Regions from separate parts of the Mus musculus genome. Here all the other regions are linked to region 2. The links are chromatin loops, found by intact Hi-C in ENCODE. Cell type or tissue: left cerebral cortex. All regions are shown on one strand. Region 1 overlaps Arhgef18 (rho/rac guanine nucleotide exchange factor (GEF) 18). Region 2 holds the start of Trappc5 (trafficking protein particle complex 5). Region 3 holds the start of Xab2 (XPA binding protein 2). Region 4 overlaps Pex11g (peroxisomal biogenesis factor 11 gamma). Region 5 holds the start of Pnpla6 (patatin-like phospholipase domain containing 6).

Region 1 (5,000 bases), 320 kb after region 2:
CTAGGGACCCATGCTCAGTTACCAAGCTCCCGAAGGGAGCTCACCAGCTGGTGATGTGGTGGATTTTCCTACTGTAAATTTCTCACAGAGCCTTGGGGAAACGTTTTCTCTGAGAAAAAAAAAGGAGCCCCAATGTTCATTAAGGTCCTTGGTGCTCTGGGAAAAATTGGCAGTTATAGTCTCTGAGGTTGACTTGGGCAAAGCCTGTCAATCAGCTAAGAAAAAAAACAAACAAACAAACAAACAAACAAAAAAACCAAGCAAAAACAAACCTCCCGTGCGGACGATTAGCCAGTGCTTTAGGGGTGTCTGACTGGGTGGCGGTCCACTGCTTGCCTCCTTACCTCGCTTAAATGCCCATCTCTTCAGCCACAGCTTGGAGAGAGCCGGCCAGGAGTGGTTGAGCACCGAGTCAGCCATGGGTACCTCATGCATGTGAGGAGGGTGCAGATCGGCCCCAGGGAGCAGAAGCTTAGACTGGGGATCCCTGCCAGCAAGGGGGGGGGGGAGGGCGGAGACTGCCTTCAAGGCCTGCCAGAGACATCAGCTTACGGGAGCCTGGGTTGGAGGAGGAGAGCTAGACATTGTAACAGTGGAGAGGGGCAGATCCTGGGGCTACAGGCAAAGCAGGGCTCAGCGCCTCCAGGTCTCCTTCAGTCCAGACCCAGGGGGCCACTCACTCTGGCCCAACAAGACACTCCTGAGAGACAACAAGCCCACCCTGCATCTGAGGGGAGCTTGGTTATGTCTGTCAGTCTGCCTCTCTGTGTATTTCTGTGCTCATTGTGTGTTTGACAGGGCAATTATCTATTTACATAGAAAATGTGAAAATTCTCTATTACACACACACACATACACATGATTTTGTGACTGTATGACTCTGGTATATGGTGTACATGTGTGCTTGAATATGCACTTGAAGGTCAGAGTCAATCTTAGTCACTCCTGAGGATCAATGTCCATACTATTTTTGAGACAATATCTTTCATTAGCCTGGAGCTCTCCCATTAGGCTATGCTGTCTGGCTAGTGTTCCCTAGTGGTCTGTCTGCCTGTCTCTGACTGTCCAGAGCTGGGGTTTTAAGTACACACCACAGTGCTCAGCTGTTTTTGCATGGGTCCTGGGACCCAAACTTACGTCCTCAAACTTGCAAAGCCAGCGTGTTACCTGCTAAGGCACCTCTCTAGCTCTTGTTTTTCTTTTAATGTCAATTTTTTTGAAACCAAAAAAAAAATAAAATCACTTTGTTCTGACTAACTCAAATAAAAAGATCACACAACTGGTTTAGGGAAGCCACTCACACCAACACCCACCCTGTGCCTCACTTGGTGCATCTCCGTGAATTCTGTGCTGTCAGAGTAGCCTCTCGTTGAAGCTGTGAGGATTCGCTATCACTTCCAATTACATCTCCATGCACGTATACACCATACACACAACACCAAAAGCATAGCAGAGCTGAAACTAGGAAAACCTGTTAGCTTTTGTACCGGCTAGTTGTGTGTCAACTTGACACAGCTGGAGTTATCACAGAGAAAGGAGCTTCAGTTGAGGAGATGCCTCTATGAGATCCAGCTGCAAGGCATTTTCTCAATTAGTGATCAGGGGGAAAGGCCCCTTGTGGGTGGGATCATCTCTGGGCTGGTAGTCTTGGGTTCTATAAGAGAGCAGGCTGAGCAAGCCAGGGGAAGCAAGCCAGTAAGGAACATCCCTCCATGGCCTCTGCATCAGCTCCTGCTTCCTGACCTGCTTGAGTTCCAGTCCTGACTTCTTTGGTGATGAACAGCAGTATGGAAGTGTAAGCTGAATAAACCCTTTCCTCCCCAAGTGCTTCTTGGTCATGATGTTTGTGCAGGAATAGAAACCCTGACTAAGACAGCTTTATATCCTCTCTCCTGCCTCATGCCCTTTCTCATCATCTAATCTCACCCTTAGCTCCATCAAGGTTAGGCTGTGTCTACACTTACAGCTGCTTACACTGTGTAGTATACTTGTGTGCATTGTAGGATAGAGTCTACATATGAGGGAGAATATAGATTTTCTTTTAGAAGGGATCTTGAGTAACCCAGACTGACCTGGAATTCACCGTGTAGTTGAGGATGGCTCTTAACATCTAACCTTTGTCCTTTAACCTCTTGGGTGCTGAGATGACACATATGTACCTCCATGCCTGGTATATGTGGTGCTGAGAACAGAACCTGTGGCTTCCTTCATGCTAGGCAACTGACTTTTTTGAGACAAGGCCTCAAGTACTCCAGGCTGGTCAATATTATTATAGAGCAGAGGACAACCCAGAATTCCTGGTCCTCTTGACTCCTGCCTCTGTCTCCTCATGACTGGGATGACAGGTGTTGAGTTCCAACTTGTGCAGGTGGACCCACATCTGAGCATCAAGGTGTAGTTAGGTGTGGCTGTAGACAGTGTGACTCTCAGTATTCAGGAGGTGGAGGCAGGAACATCAGAAGTTCAAGGCTAAAATGGACTGAAAACTTCATGTAGCTGTGAAGAATGAAATTATGTCATTCATAGAAGAGTGGATGGAACTGAAGATCACCAAGAGTGAGGTATAGCAGAGTTGGGAATAGAAATGTTGCATGTTTTCTTTCACATGCATAATCTAGAGTATATATATATATTTATATGTATGAGAGAGGCTATACAAAGTTTGAGGCCAATCTGGGCTACATGAAACTGTCAGAGAGAGAGAGAGGGAGAGGGAGAGGGAGAGGGGGAGGGGGAGAGAGAGAGAGAGAGAGGGACTAGTATAGTATGGTATGAGGGAGAAAGAAGTCAAAGCTAGGGAAAGGAGGAAGTCAAGAGAATAATGATATATTTGAATATATATATATATATATATATATATATATGCAGAAATGAAAACTATTTGAAGGGAGGGGAGTCAAGCAAGAGAAGCGGATAGGTTGGGAGGGCATGGGAATGTAAAATAATAACAAATATTAGGTGGTTTTGAAAGCCGTGTATGTGCAGGTACATGGCAAACTTACACTTGTCCATGCGGGTGCTGCCCCCTGGTGGTAGAAGCCCCATGCTTGGTTTCCTCTCGAATGGCCCCAAATTCCAGGCTCTGCCTACTTGGTTCAGGACACACTCAGAAGCTCACATTAAGGCAAACTCATCTTACATAGTCCCTCTTCCCTCATAATAAAATATTGAATTGTCTATGAAACTCAGGCAATACTGTACTGAAAGCAAATTCCAGAATAGTGGTGTGAGGCACATGATCTCCAACCACCGTAACTGTAAACCTGGGACTATCTATGATCCTGTCTCCCTGCACCCGACCATTGACCCACTCCCATCCCGCCTCTGCCCCCACCAAGCCAGAGACGATCCTGAATCCTCCCCCCTCAGAACCCAAATAGTCCCCAAAGTCTCTTTCTGGTCTTCTCTCTGTGCGTCCTACATGTTTTGACTTTGGCTGACTGCTATCTTCCCCTGGGAAGGAAACAAGAGGGAACAGAGGGGAGGGGAGGAAGAGGAAAGGAAGGAAGAGCAAGGGAAGGAAGAGAAACAGAAGAGAGGAAAGGAACAAGGAGAGAAGGGGCACCCTTGAGAACCCAAAGGCTCTCTGCAAGGGACCAGAATGTGGTCCAGCATCTCATGTTCGATGGTTCAGCTTAGTTGTTTATCAAATAGCCAACAGGTTAAAAGAACCTTATAAGACAAATAACTACCATAAATGAGGTTTCAACATAGGCTCATAAGTCTGCTTCCAGTTGTGTTTGTTACATGAGTCAGCTGGAGCAGGTGACTTCAACCCTTCTTCTTAAAAAAAACCCATTCCTTCCCTTTGTGGCTCTTTCTTTGCAGTTCAATAAATACAGAGCAAAGCACTTAGTCATGGACACACAGACACTGGGATAGATTTACAAGGCAACATACAGTCTAGCACCTATTCAGACTCAGACAGTGGACAGTAAGGAGATGATAGAAGATAAGGAGAAAGAAGTAGAGAATTCAAATCTAGCCTCTACCTTTCTAAAACTGTTCCAAAGCAGAGTGATTTTAATTCTTTCCCTTAGTTTGGCACTGACTGATTATTGGTGACTCTTGAGTTAATCATTAATGTGTTTTCCTTTACCAACTGAGTATCACTCCAGTCCATGGAGTGCATTTGAATGTCCTAAGTGGTTGCCTGAAACCATGGCAATAGCTGCTGCATACAAACTTTCCCCCAGGCTCACATACCTATGATGAAGTTCAATTAGACATAGTCAGAGATCGACAAGTGTAGCCAGTAATAAACTAGAACAATCAATGCTGAGCATGGAGCTGCATGGCTGTAATCTCAGCATTTGGGAGACCGAGGCAAGAGGATCAGGATGGGTTTGGATTCAGCCTGGTTGAAAAGACTGTTCTAAAAAGACAAAACAAGGGCTGGTAGATGGCTCTAGCCCCCAGACCAGAAGATCTCTGGAACCTACATGGTGGAAGGAAAGAACCGAATCCTAAAAGTTGTTCCTGACTTCTGTATGTGTGTGTGCACATGTGTGTACATGTGTGTACATGTGTGTATGTGTGCATGTATGTGTGTGCATACATGTGTACATGTGTGTATGTGTGTTTGTGTGCATGCATGTGTACATGTGTGTATGGGTACATGCATGTGTGTGTGCGTGCGTGCACATGTGCTATTCTTCCAGAACGTCTGAGTTTGATTCCTAGCATTATTACCAGGTAGGTAGCTTATAAGCAGTGAATCCAGCACCAGAGAATCCAACTCCCTCTTCTGGCTTCCTATGGTGCTTGTACTCATATGCTCCCATCCCCCACAGAAAATCATCCTGAAAATCAGCAACACAGGGCTGGCGACTTGGCTCAGTTAGGAGAAGGTGCATGCCAGCAAGTCTGACGATCTGAGTTTGATTCTTAGGACCAATATGGTGGGAAGGAAAGAACTGATTTCTACAGGTTATTCTCTGCTCTCTACACACATGCACACATGTGCACACCACACATACATATAAAGAAATGTAATAGAA
Region 2 (5,000 bases):
GTGAGCACAGCCTCCACGATGCCCGCTGTGAAGCTGGCACAGTTCAGTGTGCTGTTCTCCTTGGGCACGGAGATGTAGGTGTTAATGAGCGGCTCCCTCTCGATGATGTAGAAAGTGCGGGCGTCATCATTGGCCTGCTCCAGCTTGTCCGCCTCCTTGCCGAACAGTGCCTTCCACACCGCACCCTTGACGAAGAGCAATGCGCCCAGCACCTTAGTCTCACGCCGGGCACCCTTCTCACGGGCCACCAGGGCATCTAGGACTCGGGCGCCCACCTGTCGGCCCAGGGCAGCCAAGCGTGCTTGAAGCTCGGCCACAGAGAAAACGCGGCTCTGACAGTGCTGCACCAGCTCGGAGAAGAGAAGGGCAAAGGCGCTCAGGCTCACCTCGGTGCGGGGCCGCACCAGTGCGCGCTCTAGCAGCGCCGACTTCCCGCGTGTGAAACGCGCCTCCATGATGCAGTCCTGCAGGGAGACCAGAAGTCAGGGCAATGGGTGGATGAGGCCTGGCACCACGGAGAACCAGGATACCTATACAACCCATCTGGACTAGCGCTGAGAACTTTAGTGCCAAACAGACCAGAAGGGAAGCGGACATTAAACTGCTGGTAAAACACACCCCATAACATTTAGCAAGCAAAGCACAAATACTAGAGTGAGAGCTTTATAATCTTGCCTGTCAAAGGGGAAACGAAGAGGACTAGAGAAGAGGGCTCGGCAGGTCAAAGCACATACTGTTCTTGCAAAGCACGTTAAGTCAGTTCCCAGCACCCACTCCACATGGCTCACAACCACTTGTAACTCCAGTTCCAGGAAGAATCAATGCCTCTGGTCCCTGCCCTGCACCACACGCACAAACCCATACTCAGACACACATGCATATAAATAAAAACAATTAAAATTAAAAAGAAATCTTTCAAGGGAAATAAAAGGGAGTGATAGAAACTACCCCAAAGTTGGAGACTCAAGAGATTTCTTATTCATGAAAAGCACTTGCGGGTAAGGCTCAGTCGGTACAGTGCACTCCGAGCATACATCAGTAATCCCCGAACTCAGGAGGTGAAGGCAGAGGCAAGAGGATCTGGAGTCTGAGGTCATCCTCTGCTACATAGGGAATTTGAGACCAACCTAGGCTACATGAGACCCTTTCTTACTGAAAGGAAAAAAAAAAAAAAAAAAAAAGCTGGAGCGAAAGAAGATCATTTGTTGCTCTTATAGAGAGACCGAGTTTGAATTCCAGCACCCACATGGTGACTCACAACAACCTGTAACTAGATCTAGTAGATCCTCTAACCACTTAGGGCACCAGGCACACACACATTACACATACATATATGCAGGCTGAACACACATACACATAAAATCAAGCTCAAACAAATAAGAAGTCTTCCCAAAGAACTATCAGTGGAACTGGCAAGATGGCTCAGAAGGTAAAGACACTTGCCTGATAAGCCCCATTTGATCCCAGAACCCACAGAGTACAAGGAGAGAACTCACTCTCAAAAGTTGCCCTTTACCCCCATGCACACTCACAAATACACACATGTGCACACAAACATGCAATGAATAAATTTTTTAAATGTAAATAAATAAATCTAAAAAAAATTTTAATGTAATTTTTAAGAAGCTGGCATGTGGCAGGGGAATGGTTAAAACTTAAGGTGCCACACATGATGAATGCACACCTTTAATCCCAGCACTCAGGAAGCAGAGGCATCTCTGTGAGACTGAGGACAGCCAGAGCTGTTACACAGAGAAACTGTCTCAAAAAAATTTAATTAGTCAATCAATCAATCAAAAAGGTGGAATACAGAGAGGCCACAAAACTGGAGGAGCACACCTGCAGCCCCAGCACTCCAGAGACTGAGGCAGTAAGATGGCAGAAAGTGGCCAGCCCGGGTGAGTTCCAGGACTGCCTAGAGCACAGTGAGACCCTGTGCAATGGTTCGTCTTCACGACCTAGATTTAGAATCACCATGAAAACACGTCTCTGGATTTCCAGAGGGAAGACCCAGTATGAATACAGGCATCACCACCCTAAGGTAAAAAGAAGGAAGTGATCTTGGCGCCAGCATTCGACTGTGGATGCAATGCCAGCGGCCTCATGCTCCTGAAACCATGTGTCAATAGCCGAATAAACAGACCTTTCCTTCTTCTGGTTGCTTTTGTCGGGTATATATGACCACAACAAGAAGGAGAAAAGCACTAATACACTCTGTCTTTAAAGCGGGGGCGGGACATTGGTGAATGGAGAGGGGACAAAGGACAGTCAATTATGTTTTCCCTAGCCGGCATGTGCTCCAGCTCTGACTACCCTAGAGACCTTCCTGCCCAACCCCTCCAGGAAAGCTAGAAAAGTATGTGACAGTAAGGGACACCGGTGAGCCAAGGCCAAGCCAGGAGGGGGTGCAAAAAATTCCCAACCCTGTAACATGAGGTTGGGGAGCGGCGGAAGTGTCTATTTGTCATGAAGGAAGCCGTTTCCACGGTGACCCTTAACTCTAAAAGAGATCCCGTCGGAACTCATACTCCCACAAAGTCTCTAGAAAACTGCACGGATGATGGGGACACTAGTGGAGGAGGCAGGAGGAAGCGGTGAGAGCCTCTGGGCCTCCCGTGCCGGCAGCCGGGAGTCACAACAGTGAATGGAGACCACCAGGTGAAGCCTTCATGGCTTCTGGAGAATGGATTGGAGCCGACAACCCTCCCCTACAAAGCATGTCCCACGGGCCAGGTCTTGGGAGATTAGGATGGACCGTCCGGCTCCCCAGCTGGGGAAAGGAACCGTGCAGAATGCTCGACTGGGCTGCTCTAGGACGCCCGGCCGGGACCGCGGAACCCGCATCACCCCCAGGGGAAACCCAAAGCAGACTGACCCGGGAACGCTGCTCCGGACGCACAGAAAAAAAGACGAGGCCCGAGCGCGCCGGAGAAGGTTCTCGGGCGGGGAAAGGTCTCAACCGGAACTGTGCTGCGGGCGGGTCAGCGGAACTCCTTGATGGCGTCGTAAAAGGCCTGTGAGTGCGCAGGCGTGCGCGGGCTAGCTCGTTTGCGCACGGAGGGCGGGGCAATGCGGTGACCGAGAGGGGCCGCAAGGGGGCGCCCGTGTCCAAGCCCCGCGGCGCAGAACGCTGGTGGGCACTGGGCTATGAGATCTTGCTATAAAAGCTGGCTTTTGAGCAAGAGTGTAGTATGCAAAGTATTCTATCCCAGGAGCACGTGCATGCCCTCGGGCACGTATCTTCTTAAGTATGTAAGTACGTGAACTGTAGACGTGATGTATTTACACGCAATTTCCCCTGACACGTGATTTTTTTTTTACCAGTGGGTGAAGGAGAACGCTTGATCTGGGGGTGTTTTTCCATCTTTCACAGATGGTGTAGCTGCAGTGTTTTAGAAGTAGTAGTAGTTTTACCTGCGGAGGCGTCTGACCATCCTTATCCTCCCTTTGTGTGTCAGTGTGTCTCATGTGCCCAACACTCCTGTGTGCAGAGACCAGAGGTTGACACTGAGTCTATCTCTATTGCTCTGGAACTTATTTTAAGACAGGGTCTAACTACTGGACCTGGGGTAACCATTTCTGCTAGCTGTCAAGCATCTCAGAAAATCCTTCTGTCTGCCCCACAAACACCTCACTGGCTGGCAGTTCTGGGGTTACAGGTGTGACCAACACACCCAGCAATTTTTTTTTTTTAATGTAGGTACTCAGGATCAAACTCAGATCTTTACAATTGTACTTTATCTATTAAGACACCTCCCCAGCCCCTTAATTTTTTGTGCTGTATATTGGTTGGTTGGTGGTTGTTTGAAACAGTCTTGCTATGTAGACCAAGATGACAACAAAATTAAGGTGATATATGTGCCCAGAGCTTCCCGTGTTTAGCTGATCTTTTTAAGAGGAAACACAAGCGGCAGAAAGAATGTAGGTCATTTTCTCCTGGAGTCTATTCATATCTCCAACCTGCATAAGTCAGGTGCAGGTTTAATTATGTCTTTTACAATGCTGCAGATGAAACCCAGGGCCTCACAATGGCTAGGCAAGTGCTTTACAGATGAACCATGCCACTGCCCCATATGCTTAATTTAAAAATTCATAGCATTGACTGAGACAGATGCAGATACTTACACCCAACCATTGGACTGAAGTCGGGGACCCCTATGTTTGAATTAGGGGAAGGATTGAAGAAGCTGAAGGGGAGAGCATGACCCCACAGGAAGACATTCTTACTCTCTCTGACTCTCTTCCCTCCCTGACCCCTTTCTCCCTCTCTCCTCATCCCCCTCCCCCTCTCTCCACAGGTTCCTGGCTGGCCTCTCCTCTTCTCTCCGCCTCTCTCTCTCTCTCTCTCTCTCTCTCTCTCTCTCTCTCTCTCTCCTCCCTTCCCAATCAGTCAGGGAGCCTGCGTGGGTCAGACATAGATCCTCTGACTACATATTATGTTTTGTAGCTTGATCTTCCTGTAGGATTCCTAACAGTGGGAGCAGGGGCTATCTCTGACTCTTTAGCATGCTTTTGGGACTCTTTTTCTCCTATTGAGTTGCCTTGTCCAGGCTAAATATAAGAGGATGTACCTAGTCTCATTGCAACTTGATTGGCTGAGATCCCTGGGAGGCCTGCCCTTTTCTGAAGGAGTGGATCTGGGGGAGAGGGATGGTGAAAGGGAGGGAGCTGGAGGAGAGGAGGGAGGCGGGGCTGCTATCAGGGCGTGATATCTGAGAGAAGAATTAAAAGAACTATGAGAAGAAATGAAAACAATGTGGGGCTTTCTAGCTAAAGAATTCAAAATTTTAAAAATAAACGAATAAATACCAGCATTCAATAGGCAGAGGCAAGTGGCTCTCTATGAGTTTAAGGACAACCTGGTCTCCACAGGGAGGTCCACACCAGCCATGTCTACATAATGAGATCCTGTCTCAGAAAAGAAAAGGAGAAGAAAGAGGAGGGGGCTATGTGCCTGTGGAGGCCAGAAGACAACCTTGAATGTTCAGACCAGGCTGACA
Region 3 (5,000 bases), 55 kb after region 2:
CCTGGAAGGCATATGAATGCATACCCCTATAAATCAATGAAGAGTAGGGCTTCTGTTTGGGAGTGTTTTGCTTTATTGTTTTTGAGACAGGGTTTCATGTAGCTCTGGCTGGCATGTTCTCCTACATGTGCATCCTGGGTTCTGGGATAACAGGTGTGAGTCACCATGAGTGATGTATGTGGGTAGGGATAGAACCCAGGGCTTTGATGCAGTCTCTATCAACTGAGCTCCAGCCCCAGCCCTATGTCTGTGTACATTAGCATACATGTTTAGAGCTCCGGGCACACGTGTGCACACGCAGGTGGAGGCCAGAAGTCAATCTCCTGCCCTGGGAGCTTTCAGTGCCCTGGAACTCCAGGTAGATCAGGCTCTCTAGCTAGGAAGCCCTTGGGATCCTCCTGACTCTTAAGCACTGAGATTACAAGTGCATAAACCCACACCTGGCTTAAACTCAGGTCTTCAAATGAGCATAGCAAGGATTTCAATGACTGAGCTATCTTCTCAACTCAACTGTTTGTTTGTTTGTTTTAGTATTTAGCTTTGAACTCAAAATAATCCTCCTGCCTGTTTCTTGAGTACTGGGATTACAGGTATACACTAACAGGCCAATGTCTGACCAAATACCACCACCCTAATTAGCAGACGAAAAAAAAACATTGTTTGGAGGCACTTCTGACTTGCACTTTCCTTGGTCCCCTCCCTCCGTCTGACCCTTCTTCATCCCCAGGATGGAATGCAGAAACGACCTGGGACCCTCAGCCCTCAACCCCTGCTCACCCCTCAGGATCCTGCTGCACTCAGCTTCCGCAGGAACAGCAGCCCCCAGCCCCAGACACAAGCTCCTTGAGAGTTCTAGCCATCCTGGGCCTCCCACTGGCCCCTGAAAACAATAAAACACTTGGCACTAGCAACAAAGAGTTGAGTGTGTGTTATTTTCTGTGGTGGGGAAGGGAGCTGGGACTTGAGGAACTGAAGGTCTCAGGAGCTCTGCTGGGCAGCTTGAAGAAGTCTCTCTTCTTTCTGCTTCCGGATCTTCTGCTTAAATTCTTCTAGCTCCTGGCGCTGGAATGGGGAAAGGGGTGTGATGGGAAGGAAGGAAGAGTACAGGCCTCACAGCCTGGACTCACTCACACTATCCTCCCTTTGGCTTCAGAGTTCAGTATCCACACTGGGAGCCCCATGCCAATCACAATCACTGTACAAGTGAGTTCAGCTTCATCCCTCGGGGAAAAGGTAATATGTGACACCATTTGTGCCCTCCCCTCTTTTTAAGATGGGGTCTCATATACTACAGGCTAGCCTTGAGCTCACCAGGCGGCAGAGAATAGCCAGAATTCTCAATCCTCTTGCATCCATCTCCTGAGTGCTGGAATGCTGGAATTACAGCTTCCTCTCCTGTCTCCCTCTCTCTATCCCCATGCAGCCCAGGCTAGCTTCAATCTGATACTCCTCCTACTCCTCCTTCCAAGTGTCCGTAGGTATACACCATCACAAACAACAAGAAACCTTTATGGAGACAAGGTCTCTAGCCCAGGCTAGTCTGGAATTCCTACTCAGTCTGCTGCTTCCACTTTCCTACCTATGGCTGAGGGTGAAATCTTTATTCCAAGCCCAACTAGGTAAGAGTGACTCAGCTCCTTGGGGAAAACAGGTTACTGACCTGACCCTCCTTCTCTCTTGGCCACAGCTCCCTCTGTGGAACAAAGTCACAGGTGAGAACACAAGGCAGGAGAATCCAGAGCCCCACATCCACAACAGGGTTGACTCATGAGAGGCAGACAATGGATCTCAATAGCAAGTTGGTGCTTCATACCCTCCCTTCCGCAGGAATTATCCATCAAGCACTTTGATACCCACCTTACGCTGGACAACATAGTCCTCAAACCACTCAGCCTGATTGGAGATCCAGAACATAACCACGGGGAAAGTGAGGTAGAGGGACATCTGTAAAAGCAGAGGTGGGTGGAGCACAGGGAGATTGCAGGGAAGCCCAAAGGACAGGTCCGGAGCTCAGCCTCAGGGGCTCCCCGGGAACCCCAGAAATCCTACCCGGAGAACAGAAACCTGGCACCTTAAAGCCTGGTTTTCATGATCAAGCAGATTTTACTCGTAGTAGTTCTGTCCACGACTCCCTTCCACCACCACCACACACAAACACACACACACACACACACACACACACACACACACACAGGCACACGTGCACGAAGGATGTAGAAGAGAGGGAAAGGAAGAGAGAGACTAACAGTCCAAGGGTTCCTACTACAAACACATATCCTTGAGATGTTATTAACTCCCAATCTGATACCCACCCGTAGCATCTCATATAGAGGGCCCTCTTTTTTTTTTTTTTTTTTTTCCAAATATATTCTCCTACTTCTAGAAATCCTATCTGAGACCCATCATGAGCTCTGGGCTCTCCTTCTGGAAACCCCACTCTGGATCTGAAGCCTCCCTTCCTTGAACCACCCTCTTCAGCTCTCCCATCTCTGAGACGCTTCCCTCCATTCTAAGCCCCCACATCTAGTGCTCCTTCTGCTGGGGTGCCAGTACAAGTCTCAGACACTTTCTCTGTGGAACGCCTCCCTGCCTTGCGCTTCTCTCACTTCCAAGATCTATTTTCATTTTCTGAAAGACCCCGGGTCCAGACGTCCAACGCCTAGAACTCACTGACCCGAAACACCTCCAGCTTCACCCCCATCTCGCTCTTCGGTTTTACGAAGCCACTTCCGCCCAAAGTCGACTGTCCAGTAATGCAAAACCTCATTGGTGCTGCCCAAGGGCCAATACGGAAGCGGAGTGGTCAGGAACCCGGGTCTGTGACGTCATCTTCCGGCGCCCCTTTGCTTCCGGTCACTTCCTTAACCACTCAAAATTTAACAGAGCAAGCGGTGCTGTCAAAGTGCGGTGCAGCCAATAGAAAACGGGTCTGTCTCGAAGAGGGCGGGCCTTCTGTGCGTGACGCCACTAGAGCGCGACTCTCGTCTGTACCTGGAGAGCCAGGAAGATGGTGGTGATGGCGCGAGTTCCGCGTTCCGAGCGGCCGGACCTTGTTTTTGTAAGTCTGCAGCGAGGTGGAGGGTGATTCGCTAGGGAAGATCCAAAGCTGGATACCTTACAGGATCGGAGTCTGGCTCTCGGGGGGGGAGGGCGGGGGGGGACTAGACCCCAGTCCATGGGGCGACATGTCAAAACACTGATCAGACCGGGAATAAAGAACCGTACGTACCCTCATGGCTCGAGTGAGGAGCTGCTGTTGAGGTTAAGAGGCCAGGAGGGGAATGAGAGTGAATCGACGTGGATTTTGATAGGCATAGTGACCGGCTAGTGTTCTGGATTCTGGATAACGGCTTGATGCACTCATGGAGATCACCGGTATCTGCCACCTGAGAAGAGGCTGGGGAAAATAATAAGTTAAAAACTTTAAAACTTTGGGTTGGGTGTGGTGGTGAATGCCCTTGATCCCAGAACTTGGGAGACAGAGGCAGGTGGATCTCTGTGAGTTTGCGGCCAGTGTGGTCTATATAGTGAATTCCAGGACAGCTAGAACAAATAGTGAGACCCCTGTCTCAAGAGCAACAAAACAAAACTTTAAAATGTTATTATACAGGCCAGGTATGAAGATAGGTGCGGTGGTGATAGTGTAAGCGTGAAGGATCAAAAGCCTGATGTCCGGGAGGAAGTGTGTGGTGCCTGGATACAACCAGCTGTCCATGACAGCGGCCAGGCCTCTGGCCCTAGTGCTGTGAGACGCTAGGGATTATGGGAAGGGCATAAGAGAAAATAATGGATGGTGAAGATATCCAAAACTCCTTGTATATATGTATGAAATTGTCAAAGACTTCTTAAGAGTGTGAGGATTGGGGCCAGGGAGTGAGATTTACTGAACAAAGCTGATATCTGGGCAGAGTCTCCTTAACAACTAAGAGATCTGTGTGGGCAGTTGAGTGCTGAGAGCCAGAGGTCTAAACTAACACTCTATCTAGCACAGTAGTTTGAAACCTTCCTAATGTGTGATCCTTCAATACAGTTCCTCATGTTGTGTAACTGCCAACAATAAAATCGTTTTCATTGCTACTTCATAATTGTACTTTTGCTACTGTTATGAATCATAATGTAAATATCTGTGTTTTCTGGTGTTTTTAGGCAGCCCATGTGAAAGGGATTTTTTTGGTCCTCAAAGGCATAGTGGCCGTAGATTGAGAACCACTGCTTTAGCTAATATCTGGTGATCCAGCTTCAATAGAGGAAGAAATCATGTCTGGGACCTTGTTGTGTTGTGTCCGTTTGCTTGTTAAAGATGTATTTTTAAAATTATGTTTATGTGGATGTCTTTGTGTGGGTATGTGCATGTGAGTCAGGTGTCCACACAGGCCCTAGTCTAGAGTTATAGGTAATTATGAGCTGCCTGGAATGAGTGCAGTCCTTTGCAAGAGCAGTACATACTCTTCACTGTTGAGCCATGTCTCCAGCCCTGTTTGTTTTTAACTATAGCGTGTATTGTAAGTGCATGGGCTGTGTGTGTATGAATGCGCATTGACCAGAAATAGACATGAGCTGACTTTCCGTTGCTCTCCATCTGACTTTTGAGACAAAGTCTTCTCACTGAACTTGAAGCTCACTGGCGGGCTAAATGGCTGGCCAGTGAGCCCTAGGGATCTAGGGACCTGTTTGTGTTTGCCCAGCACTGGGGTGTATAGATACATAACGCGATGCCTGGCATTGCCCAGCATTGGGGTTTTTAGATACATACTGCCATGCCTGGCATTTACGTGAGTGTTGGAGATCTGAACTCAGGCAATCATGCTTGTGCGTACCAACTGAGCCATCTTTCTACTTCTTTTTGTTTATTTGTTTGTTTGTTTTTAATTTTAACATGTGTAAGAGGCAAGTCATGTGCCTGCCACTGTGTGCATGTGGAAGGTAGAGGACAACGTAAGGAGTTGATTCCTTCCTACCATGGGACTCAGTCTCAGTGGCAGGTGACTCTACCCACTGGG
Region 4 (5,000 bases), 210 kb after region 2:
CATAGACGAAACCTTTAGGTCCTTCCTCAGCACCGCACAAACCAGATATATTGGCACAAGCCAGTGATCTCGGCACTTCTAATGGAAAGATCAGGAGTTCAAGGCCAGCCTGGGCTACAGGATACCCTGTCTCAAAACAAAAGAAACAAAGATACAAGGGCGGTGAGCCTGCTAAATTTCCGTGTTCTAAGTGTCTTACTGAATGGCCCCTCTCTAAAGTCTTCCAAGCAAATGGCTATTTTGCCACCTAGACTGCTTTTTCAGTCCTGCTAAAGGCAGAGCTAGGCGGAAGAGCCTTATGCCCCTGCCTGTGGGCAAAGGAGAGCCCAGGAGGTGGGAAATAGTTTTGTTTTCTGTCATTTCAACCATTGGTGAGCAAGCTAGCACTCTAATGGGACTCCCCATGGCAACTCTTCCCCCCCTCCCCTTCCCCTCTCCTCTCTTCCCCTCTTCTTTCTTTGTTGAAACAGGACCTTGTTATGAAGTTCTGGTTGCCTATAACTTACCTTGTAGTCCAGGCTGACCCTGAACTTTCTTGTCCTTATGCCTCAGCTCCCCAAATACTGGCTGGGATGACAGGTGTGCCTCACCACACCCGGCTATGTGGCACTTTTTGGATTTTGATGTCAAGCTCTCCTCTTAACTTCTGCCTTGCCTGGGATGTTGGCTCAATTGGTAGAGTGCTTGTGCATTGTGCACGATTTGGTCTCAGTCTCAAGTACACCAGATGCTTGTACACCTCTCATTCCAGAGTTTGGGAGGTGGAAACAGGAGGATCAGGAATTCTAATCATGACCACGGTGTCTGGTTAGCCTGGGCTACGGAGACCCCGTCTCAAATTAACAAATTAGAATAATGTTACATCTTTTAAAAAAGGAAGAGAGAACGAAAGAAGCTTTCAGTTTTAGCCAGATTAAGTGCCCCATGCTTGTTATTACAGCCTTGCGGATGCTGAGGCAGGGGCATGGCAGTGACTTGCTGGGCTATGCAGTGAGTGAGGTGAACGTGAGACCCAGCCTCAGCAACCAAAAGAAAGAAACAAAAGATAAAAACCTTTCAGATTGGGTTGGCAGTTTGATGACTCTTAGAACTTTCTGGGTTTTTTTGAGACAGGATCTCAGTAGCCCAGGCTGGCCTTAAACTTGGAGGTGATCCTCCTGCCTCTGTTTCTCAAGTACTGACAAGTATAGGCCTGATCCACCGTGCCCAGCAACTCTTTCCAGTTTCCATCCTAAAGTGTCCATGGCTGGGTGTGTGGTAGGGGATTGCAGCTCAGCCATGATTGGAACCATGGTAACCGATTCTGGTCTCCCACAGATCCGGACACTGGGGTATTGCTGCCAGCTGATCGGTGGGGTCCTAGTGGAACAATGCCCCAACAGGTCCGAAGTGGGAAGGCGCTTGCTGGTGGTGTCAGCCCAGTTCAATCATTGCAGGACTGTCTTGAGACTCTTTGATGACCTGGCCATGTTTGTCTACACTAAGCAGTATGGCCTGGGAACAAAGGTAATGGTTAATGGGGCTGTAGGGAGAGGGAAATTGAACTTCCCAAGGATCAAGAGCAGTGGCTTCCATGGATGTTTTAAGGGCTTGCTCCAAAGTGCTTCCTACTGGGTGATCTTACTATTTGTTATGGTAGTATTGGCCACAGAACTGGAGCCTTGCACATTTTACTTAAGCACTTTACTGTTAAGCTACATATACTGCCCCTCAGTGGAGGATTCTAGGCAGGGGCTCTGCTGCTGAGCCATACTCCCAAACTCACCAGGCAGGTAAACTGATCATCTGAGTTTAGATGGACAGAGAACACTCCCCCCCCCCCCCCACACACACACTTCGAAAGTCCCCACATCAGGGGTGGTGGCCTACACTTGTAATCCTAGCACTTGAGAAATAGAGGCAAGTGGATCTGAGGTTTAAGATCTGGGTTAGGGAGATAGTTCAGTCGGTGAAATAATTGTGTAATCCTGAGAACCTGAGTGTGATTCCCAAAACCCATGTAAAATAAGCTGGGGGTGGAGGCCCACATTTGTAATCCCATTTTGGAGAGGCACAGATGGGAAGATCCTTGGGGGAATCCCATTTGCCCAGGCCGCCTGGCCTATTTAGTGAGCTTCAGGACTGAGAGAGAGACAGTCTCAGAAACAAACAAACAGGACAGACTGTGCACATGGCTCAGTGGATAGAGTGCTTGATGCACAAGTATGAGGACCTGAGTTCGAATCTCAGGCCCACATACATCTTGTTAAGGTAATGCCTCTGACAGTAGCATTTCTACAGGGAGGTGACATGTGCAGACAGGAGAGTCCCCAGAAGCATGAAGGACAGCTAGCTTGGTGAGAGGAGTCGGGAGAAAGACTGTCCCCATCAAAATAGAATGCAAGGACTGATGGCAGTGAGCTTGTCTTCCAACCGCCACACACATGCTGTGGACACACACACCTATACTCTCACACCCTCCCTATGTTGACACCCCTCCACTAGGGGAATCACAACTGTCTATAACTCCATCTCTAGAGAACATCACACCGTTTTCTGGTCTTCAAAAGCACTTGCACTAATGTGCATATAACACACACACACACACACACACACACACACACACACACACACACACACACACACCCTAGAAGTCAATCGCATATAGAGTGATTTTGAGACCAGCTTCAGATATATGAGACCCTTTCTTTAAAACAAAATTTGTGGAGCCAGACAGATGGCTCAGCGATTAAGAGCACCTGTTGCTCACAGCTGCTCACAAATGCCTCTACCTCCAGCTTCCAGGGTTCTCATGCCCTCTTCTGGCCCTGGAGGTTACTGCGTACATATGGGCGTGTTTATATGTGTGCTACAGGCACAAAGAAGTAAGTAAAAATTAAGTAACAGCAACAACAAACTTTGGTGTCTAGCCCTGTCCTCCTGCAATGTTTGTGACTTAGGGTTTTGACAGCTCTTGAGGAGATTCCGTTGCTTAAGTTGAGGGCCAGTGAGCTGTCCAGTGAGCATGAGGAGAGGAAGCCAGGCCTAGCTCTTTTCTTGCACAGCTGTTAGCAGTAGGCTGTACTGCCCAGGCACCAGAACACAGACTGTGGTCATGGGGGAGGCTTGTGGGGTCAGAATGGGACCATCCTAGATGGGTAGTGGGGAGGTCTGACTTGCAGGCCTGTCCCCACCCCTTGATTTTATAGGAGGAGGACATCTTCATCCGATGGCTGTCTGTCCTGAGTAATGTGACTGACCAACTGTACTATCCTTGTGAGCATATCGCCTGGGCTGCCGATGCCAAGGTCCTCCGGGTGGACTCTGCTTGGTGGTGGACACTGAACACAGCCCTCTGGACTCTCTCTCTACTTCTTGGAGCTGTCAAGTAAGTGATATCTGCCAGAGGGGCCACCTGAAGTCCCCAATGGCTGTTACCTCAGCAGAGGCCCAAAAGTTGGCCACCCTTCACGTATTAGAATCTCTTTCCTTATATTTATTATTTTTAACTCTGTGTTTGAATGTTTTGTCTGCATGTATGTCTGTGCACCCTGTGTGTGCAGTGCCCCATGAGAAGCCAGAAGAGGATGTCATATCCCTGGAACTGGAGTTACAGTTGTGAGCTGCTGTGTGGGTGCTGGGAACCAAAATCAGGTACTCTGCAAGAGCAGCCAGTGCTCTCAGCTGCTGAGCCATCTCTGCAGCCCCCCCCCCCAATGTTTATCCCTCTGTTTTGTTTCTGGTAAGGTAACTGCTGTAAAAGTTGGCTACAAATGGGATCATCTAAACAACAGGTCATTTAGTTCACAGTACTGGAGGCCAGAAGCTTGAAATTAGCTCCATGGTGTAAAGTCCAGGTGGGGCAAGGCCAGGACCTTCTGCAGGCTCCACAGTGTGTCCATGTGTGTCTTCATCTAGCCAGCCCACATTTCTGCTTGTGCCCCGCTCCTCCTCCAAAGCTGACACCTCAGTGTCTTCGAATGTGTCTCTGCTTCTGATCTCCAGCTTCTTTACTCCTCTCTCTCTGTCATCACTCTCTCTTAATGGATGCATTTATTTTTGAAAGCTTTTAAAGAAAGAATTGATTTCTTATTGTGTTGATGGTTTAGTGCATATGAGTGCGTGTGCCTGTGCCAAAGGAGGATGCTGGCATCTGTGGGGTTGGTTACCCGCAGTGGTGAGCTGCCCAACATAAATGCTGGGAACCCAATCCACCCCTGCAAGAGCAGTACACTTGGTCCTAGCCACCGAGTCCCTCCTTCAGTCCCATTAAACATGAGTTTATAGATTGTGTTTGTGTGTGTATGTGGTGGTGGTGTGTGTGTGTATGTGTGTGTATGTGTGTGTGCCCTCACCTTTTGAGGGCAGGGCAGAGGAGGATGTGGAACTCTTGTTACCTTTCTGTTGAGGGCATGTCTTGGCCTGAACCCAGACTTTGTGTTTTCGGCTAGTTTGGCAGCCAGCAAGCCTCAGTGGCCCTTCTGTCCCCACTCCTCAACCCTCAGCACTTGGATTACTGTACAAGACCATGCCCAGCCTGCCATTGTGCATTGGGGTCAGAACTAAAGTCCCAATTGCTGTAAGCAATGGTCTTAACCATGGGGCCATCTCCCTGGCTCCCCATCACTTTTCTTACCCCTGCATGCATGTGAGGGCATACATGAGCATGTGGAGGCCAGAGGTCAACCTGAGATGGCATTCCTCAGTCATTGTCCTCTAAGTTTAATTTTTTTTATTATTTGATTAAAATGTCTTTTAAACATTTGCATGTGAGGCATGTGGGGCATGTGGCATGTGGCATGTGGGGCATGTGGGGCATGTGTGTACCGTAGTGGACAAGTGGGGTTCAGAGGACAGCTTACTGGAGTTGAGCCATCTTGCTGGCCTTCCACCTCTATCTATCTATCTATCTATCTATCTATGTATTTATTTATTTATTTATTTATTTTGGTTTTTCGAGACAGGGTTTCTCTGTGTAGCCCTGGCTGTCCTGGAACTCACTCTGTAGACCAGGCTGGCCT
Region 5 (5,000 bases), 160 kb after region 2:
GCCCACACCGGAAGTGTCATGTCTGAGATGGCAGAACCCTGAGATAGCCCCTGCCAACTGAGGGCCTTGAGATGTCCCTCTACTATGGGAATATTTCCCAGACAATCAGTATGTTTCAAGAACTTAGAAATGCAAAAACTCCGGTGTGAGCTGACCCGTCTCATACCCAATACACTCAGAGTCTGCCTTACTTCTTGGCAATGTTAAGCATCTTCAGTTTCTTCTTCATGCGGGGCCGGGAAGTGGTGGAGACTGATGTGTCCACCAGGGAAGAAGTGGACTGTGACACCTGGGAGAATTTAGAATATTGAGTCAATTGGAGGGAGAGGAAGGAGAGCTCTAAGGAGATCTAAGAAGGCAGAGAGGGTCACTAACGTGTAAATAGGAAAGGGCTGGGCTGCTGTGGTCAGCCAGACCAGCAGTAGGTCTTGGAACTCACCTTCCGCATAATCTTCCGGCCATAGAAAAGCACTTTGTCCCGCTTCCGGAACCGATACCGGGGACCCTCCGGGGCTGGAGTTTCTGGGGATTGGGGACGGGGAAGGGGGTGGAGGGAAGATGGTGCTTTGAGCTCCACGCAGGCTTCAACAAATCCCCACCCCAGCCGCTTGGTTTCTCCAGGTTTTGCAGCTTCCCCTCCATCCCTATAGTATTCCCTCAAAGGTTCCCCCCGAATCCTCACTCTGCACCCGCAGCCTTCGCACCACCAAGAGGATGAGCACGGCGGTGACCAGCACCGCCACTCCGGCCCCGATCATCACGCCCAGCACCTGCGGAACGAACGGCACAGGCTGGGCAACGCATATCCGTCTCCCCAAGCCCTCCTCCAGGGTCTTTTGAATCACCTCTGCCCCGGAGGAGGTTGTATTCAGTTCGTGACTCGGTGTCCCCATCTGCAGAATGGGTCAATGCGGTTTCCTTCCCATCCCCCTACGTGGGGGGAGCAACTAAGCCTTCCGAGAGACTAGGTCTCCCGCTATGCATGCCGGGAAACGTAGTTTCACCTGCACATGCCTGGTTCTCGGAGAGAGAATCGCGTGGTGCACGGCAAGACCGCCGGGAGTTGTAGTCCGGTACAAAAATTCCCCAACTCTTACCATTCCGGTTTGCAGTGGGGCCTCCATCGATTGTTTCGGACTAGGTAGCAGGTCTTGTAGCCTGCAGTCCTGGAAATCGAGGAGCAAAAGGGACCAGAACAAGATGTCAATCAAGCCTACCCAGCAGCGCCTACAGGCTCCTTACCCCTAGCTCGTCTCACAAGCCACGCCCCCTAGATACCTTTGGCTGGAGTGACTCCTCCATTCGCCGGGGTTGGGGTGAGAGCGTCTAGAGGGGTACTGCTAGACAGAAGGATAGGGGCAAGTTGATTTCCCCGCCCAGATCAAGGGATGAGACCAGCCCCCAGCTCTTTGTCCTACTTCACTTATGCATAAGGCGGACCAGACTCCGTAACGTTTTCATCTGCACCCTGTGGCCAAAAGGGTAGCCGTCCTGGCACCCACAGTCAGCAGCTCGCTGGCAGGTGCCCTTAAGCCATGATCTCTTCTGGCAGTGGTTCCTTCCTTAGCCTGGCCTTCCGTATGTCTGACTACTCTTGATTAACCAACCCTTAGGCGAGACCCCTTCCTACACCCTGTAAAGACGCGATGTCTCACTCCAGAAGAAACCAGGACCTGTAAGCCAGGAGGCTGAGGGACAATTGGACTTTGGGCTCCTGACCCAAGCCTGGGCCCATCAAGGAAGCTGGGGCGTGCACTGGAAGCACTGCTGTGCAATCTATTGAAAAGGGGGCTCTAGGGCCATCGGAGTAAGATGAGCTCCCAAAGTGTTATAGGCTCGGGCTTGGAGATTTAACTGTCACGTAAAAGGAAAGTTACCGGGTCTCGCGGTGCGGAGCATCCCTGGGATTAGTGAAATGATGCAGGATGTGTAACCAGGGACGCCGGAATTGGGGGAGGGTAGGAGGAACGACGCACTGGAAAGTTACTGAGATCCGGAGATACACATAACTACTTAGGAGTCTAGGAGCTTCCAGGAAGATACCGGGGAAGGTAGGAACGCTACCGGGACTCTCCTGGGACGCTGGAGATCTTTCTGATGCCTTTAGACTATTATTAATGGGAATTTAGAAGGATCGCAGGGCCCTGAGATGTTACCTGGAAAATTGTTAGATTGACTACTTCCATTCCGTACTCCAGGTCGCATCTGACTACCGATGCGGAAACACCGGGACAAGGAACTTAGGAATGGGGGTGGGGTGGTATTGGAGCATCAAAAAGTCGGGACCTACCCGGAATCAGGACAAATCGATCCGGGGCAAAGCTGAAGCTCTCTAACAGTCCTCGAAGGGACACCTTTGCTCGGTCGATGGAAACTCGTACCATTCAGGAGCTGCAACCAGGTCCACCCAGCTTCGGCCAACACCCCTAGTTTTCTGCCCGCTGCCTCAGACGCGGCACCTTTAAATTATTCCGCTGCAGGACACGCCCCATCCCCGCCTCCCGCCATGCTTGGAAGGTCGCACTGCGCCAGCCATGCCTAGTGTGGCGGCCTCTTAAAGGAGCTGACGATTTATGAAAGGGCTGCCTCACCTGTTACAAATTAGACCACCGCATTTACATTCCCTTTTATTTAACAGCCGCCCTACATGCCCTCCCTTTCCCCTGTGTCCGATTCGATCAGCCCAAGCCCTCACAAGGCCTGTCAGACGCAGATCTTTTAAAGCAAATTCTAAAAATAAATAAGCTGGGGTCCCAGCAGTACATGGGGATAAAGTCTAGTGGCAATCATCTTGGATCAGTTCACCAGCAGCGAATGGTCCTCCGGGGAGTCCCTGGAAGAGAGAAATGGAAAAAAGAGGCACCCAGTCTCTCTGGCACACACTTCTTCCCCCAGCCTCTAATCAATCCACAACCCAGATCTGGGGCTCCAACCTTCCACAGCAGCAGAAAAGGCTACAAGCTGAGCCACTGCCACGACGGAACTTGCCAGATGTGGGGCTATCCTGGCACTGCTCGATGTAGGCCTGGAGCTCACTCTTCTCTGTGCCAGTACCTCCTGGGTGCTGGAAAGAGACGATTCCCCGAACTCAGCATGAAAGATGGTCCTGACCTCTAGTGCTCTTTAGGTCCGGCCAACTGGACATCCTGCTGTTGCTCTGATGTGACCACTCTGGGTCTCATTTCTGGACCTTTGCTTTGTGGCTTGCTTCACTGTAGAAATCTTCCCTATCCCCGGATGTGGCCGCAGGTCTCAGGCTCATTGGTTCAGTGCCTTCTGCTGCGGGCCAGAAGCCTAGACTGGTATTTAGTAACCCAGCATCTCAGCTGGAACAGTGTAAAAGAGTTAGTGGGCATAAGGCCTGAACTCCTGCATCCACGGGTCCTGCGTGATATCCAAGTGTTGCAGCGAGACTCAGTGTGGCTGCTTAGGGCCTGGGTGACAGTAATGTACCTGTGGTAGAGCTTCTATCCATGTGGGAAAGAGTGCACACATCCACTGCCAGTGCCTCAGAATGAGGCAGAGTCCCCGAACATTCTCCCTGTGACTTCCTGGCACCACTGCTATTTCTCCAGGTCCTTTCTGCCTCCCAGTCTTTGGATGTTCCTTTCTACAAGTATGCTCTTCCTCGGGCTCCCATCTCCTCAATCTAGAATTCTCAAGAGATGAAGGGAATGTCCCAAGCAGCCACCTAGCTGCACTGACTTTTGGATAGTTATGTATATTTGCCTTGTGTGTGTGTGCATGTGTATGTGTGTGGTGTCTTATAGGGTACAAAGAAGAAGTAGCATTCCTGCAGGCTGTAGTTTCCTAGATGAGAGCACAGAGGACTGTGGGGTAGCAGGGAGGCAGAATTTACCCAGCAAACATCTTGTAAGGAGTCTGGGGGGCTGGGTATCAAGGAGAATCAAGTGGTCATTGTCTATCTAGTGATAGTGAGGAATATGAATGGTCTGTGTATGGACAGCAAGTAGCAATAGGTATAGAGGAAACATGGAGGGTTGTACAGGGGGACCCTGTTGTCCCTGCTGTAGTTGGGTATTAGGGTGGTCTTGAAAAAGCCCCTAAGCTGAATGTGTGTCTCAGCTGGTAGAGTGACTGCATAGTATGCAGGAAGTCCTGATTGCTACCCCCAGGACCACATACAATGGAGGTGATAGTATGCATCTATCTATAAGCCCAGCTCTCAGGTGGTGGACACTGGGCAGACGTTCAAGCTCACTCTCAAAGGAAAGATCTTAACAGACATGTGAGAAGGTTCAGAGGGGAAATAAAAGTTTTGCCATCAAACCTGATGACTCCACATGGTGGACGAAGAGAGCTGATTTCCACAAGTCGTCTCTAATTTCCAAACACACTGTGCTGTGCACAACCTCCTCTCACCCCTAAATAAGTAAATGGTTTTTAATAAAAGATGGTATGAGAGAGGGAGGAAGCCAGTGAGATGGTGTGGCAGGTAAAGGCACTTGCTGCAAAGCTGGTAACTTGTGTTCAGATCTATGATCCATACAGTGAAGGAGGAGAACCAATTCCTGTGGTTTGTCCTCTGATACATGTAACATGCATGCACACGCACACACACACACACACACACACACAGAGGGGGGGCACATACACACACACACACACACACACAGAGAGAGAGAGAGAGAGAGAGAGAGAGAAAATACTGGCACATTTTTGTACCCATGAGGGACCATGGGAGCCCGTCCCTTCCTGCCCATCCAACTGAATCCAGTTATGGTACATCCTAGGCTACTCTTCCAGGATGACTCAAACAACCCCAACTACTCCAAACCCAGTTCCTGGCCACTCTTCCTTTGGACTTTATATAGCTTCTGAGTCTTACCTGTTCCAACTATTGTGAAGCCAGGACAACTTTGTGAAGCCAGGCGACTCTTGGAACTCAGGGCTGAAAATGTTCAGGGGAGGGGAAGGGGAAGCCAGGACTCCCAGGGAGGAGATGGTAGAGATGGCTGACCTTGATGGTGTCATAGGCG

Evidence for each region. Hi-C counts contacts between places; a loop is a spot of excess contacts. Peaks named below come from ENCODE experiments on the same cell type or tissue, not always from the same donor. Only the 100,000 strongest peaks of a DNase experiment are listed, where the experiment ranks them.
Region 1: it touches region 2 in a loop (3-fold over the local background); 14 of 42 quality-filtered maps call a loop at or near these places.
Region 3: a loop joins it to region 2, with 4 times the contacts of the local background. A loop is called at or near these places in 31 of 42 quality-filtered maps.
Region 4: it touches region 2 in a loop (4-fold over the local background); 16 of 42 quality-filtered maps call a loop at or near these places.
Region 5: a loop joins it to region 2, with 6 times the contacts of the local background. A loop is called at or near these places in 3 of 42 quality-filtered maps.

The regions. Positions count from the first base shown.
Region 1 is chr8:3,356,286-3,361,285 of GRCm38, reverse strand. All of the region lies in intron 1 of Arhgef18 (rho/rac guanine nucleotide exchange factor (GEF) 18), which reads right to left. Among named protein-coding and RNA genes, the nearest start is that of Gm30369, 3.1 kb to the right of the region's middle. In left cerebral cortex, a CTCF peak has its summit at 3,026 (motif pointing left); a DNase peak (open chromatin) is centred at 3,030.
Region 2 is chr8:3,674,479-3,679,478 of GRCm38, reverse strand. It overlaps Trappc5 (trafficking protein particle complex 5), which reads right to left and starts at 3,002. Exons shown (of 2, transcript NM_025701.4): 1 at 2,876-3,002; 2 at 1-464. The coding sequence starts at 455. It overlaps Gm45231 (a long non-coding RNA gene), which reads left to right and starts at 3,080. Exons shown (of 2, transcript XR_870093.2): 1 at 3,080-3,252; 2 at 4,873-5,000. In left cerebral cortex, a CTCF peak has its summit at 3,091 (motif pointing right); DNase peaks (open chromatin) are centred at 2,263, 2,546 and 3,068; H3K4me3 peaks cover 1,900 bases; H3K27ac peaks cover 1,420 bases.
Region 3 is chr8:3,619,286-3,624,285 of GRCm38, reverse strand. Xab2 (XPA binding protein 2) reads left to right here and starts at 2,990. Exons shown (of 19, transcript NM_026156.2): 1 at 2,990-3,058. The coding sequence starts at 3,008. It overlaps Pet100 (PET100 homolog), which reads right to left and starts at 2,735. Exons shown (of 4, transcript NM_001195244.1): 1 at 2,675-2,735; 2 at 1,858-1,944; 3 at 1,661-1,693; 4 at 51-1,062. The coding sequence starts at 2,701. The coding sequence ends at 979. It overlaps Pcp2 (Purkinje cell protein 2 (L7)), which reads left to right. Exons shown (of 4, transcript NM_001129804.2): 4 at 728-917. The coding sequence ends at 847. In left cerebral cortex, no CTCF peak of the experiment used is centred here; a DNase peak (open chromatin) is centred at 2,869; H3K4me3 peaks cover 1,825 bases; H3K27ac peaks cover 719 bases.
Region 4 is chr8:3,462,289-3,467,288 of GRCm38, reverse strand. It overlaps Pex11g (peroxisomal biogenesis factor 11 gamma), which reads left to right. Exons shown (of 5, transcript NM_026951.3): 2 at 1,318-1,506; 3 at 3,189-3,367. It also overlaps a transcript of Tex45 not described here. Among named protein-coding and RNA genes, the nearest start is that of Pex11g, 2.9 kb to the left of the region's middle. In left cerebral cortex, CTCF peaks have their summits at 1,712 and 2,791 (motif pointing left); no DNase peak of the experiment used is centred here; H3K4me3 peaks cover 61 bases.
Region 5 is chr8:3,512,847-3,517,846 of GRCm38, reverse strand. Mcoln1 (mucolipin 1) reads right to left here. Exons shown (of 14, transcript NM_053177.1): 12 at 4,982-5,000; 13 at 2,934-3,064; 14 at 2,615-2,833. The coding sequence ends at 2,797. It overlaps Pnpla6 (patatin-like phospholipase domain containing 6), which reads right to left and starts at 2,436. Exons shown (of 35, transcript NM_001122818.3): 1 at 2,291-2,436; 2 at 1,279-1,337; 3 at 1,098-1,166; 4 at 683-770; 5 at 440-522; 6 at 192-289. The coding sequence starts at 1,302. In left cerebral cortex, CTCF peaks have their summits at 783 and 2,517; DNase peaks (open chromatin) are centred at 266, 1,028, 1,965, 2,483 and 1 more place; H3K4me3 peaks cover 3,014 bases; H3K27ac peaks cover 3,149 bases.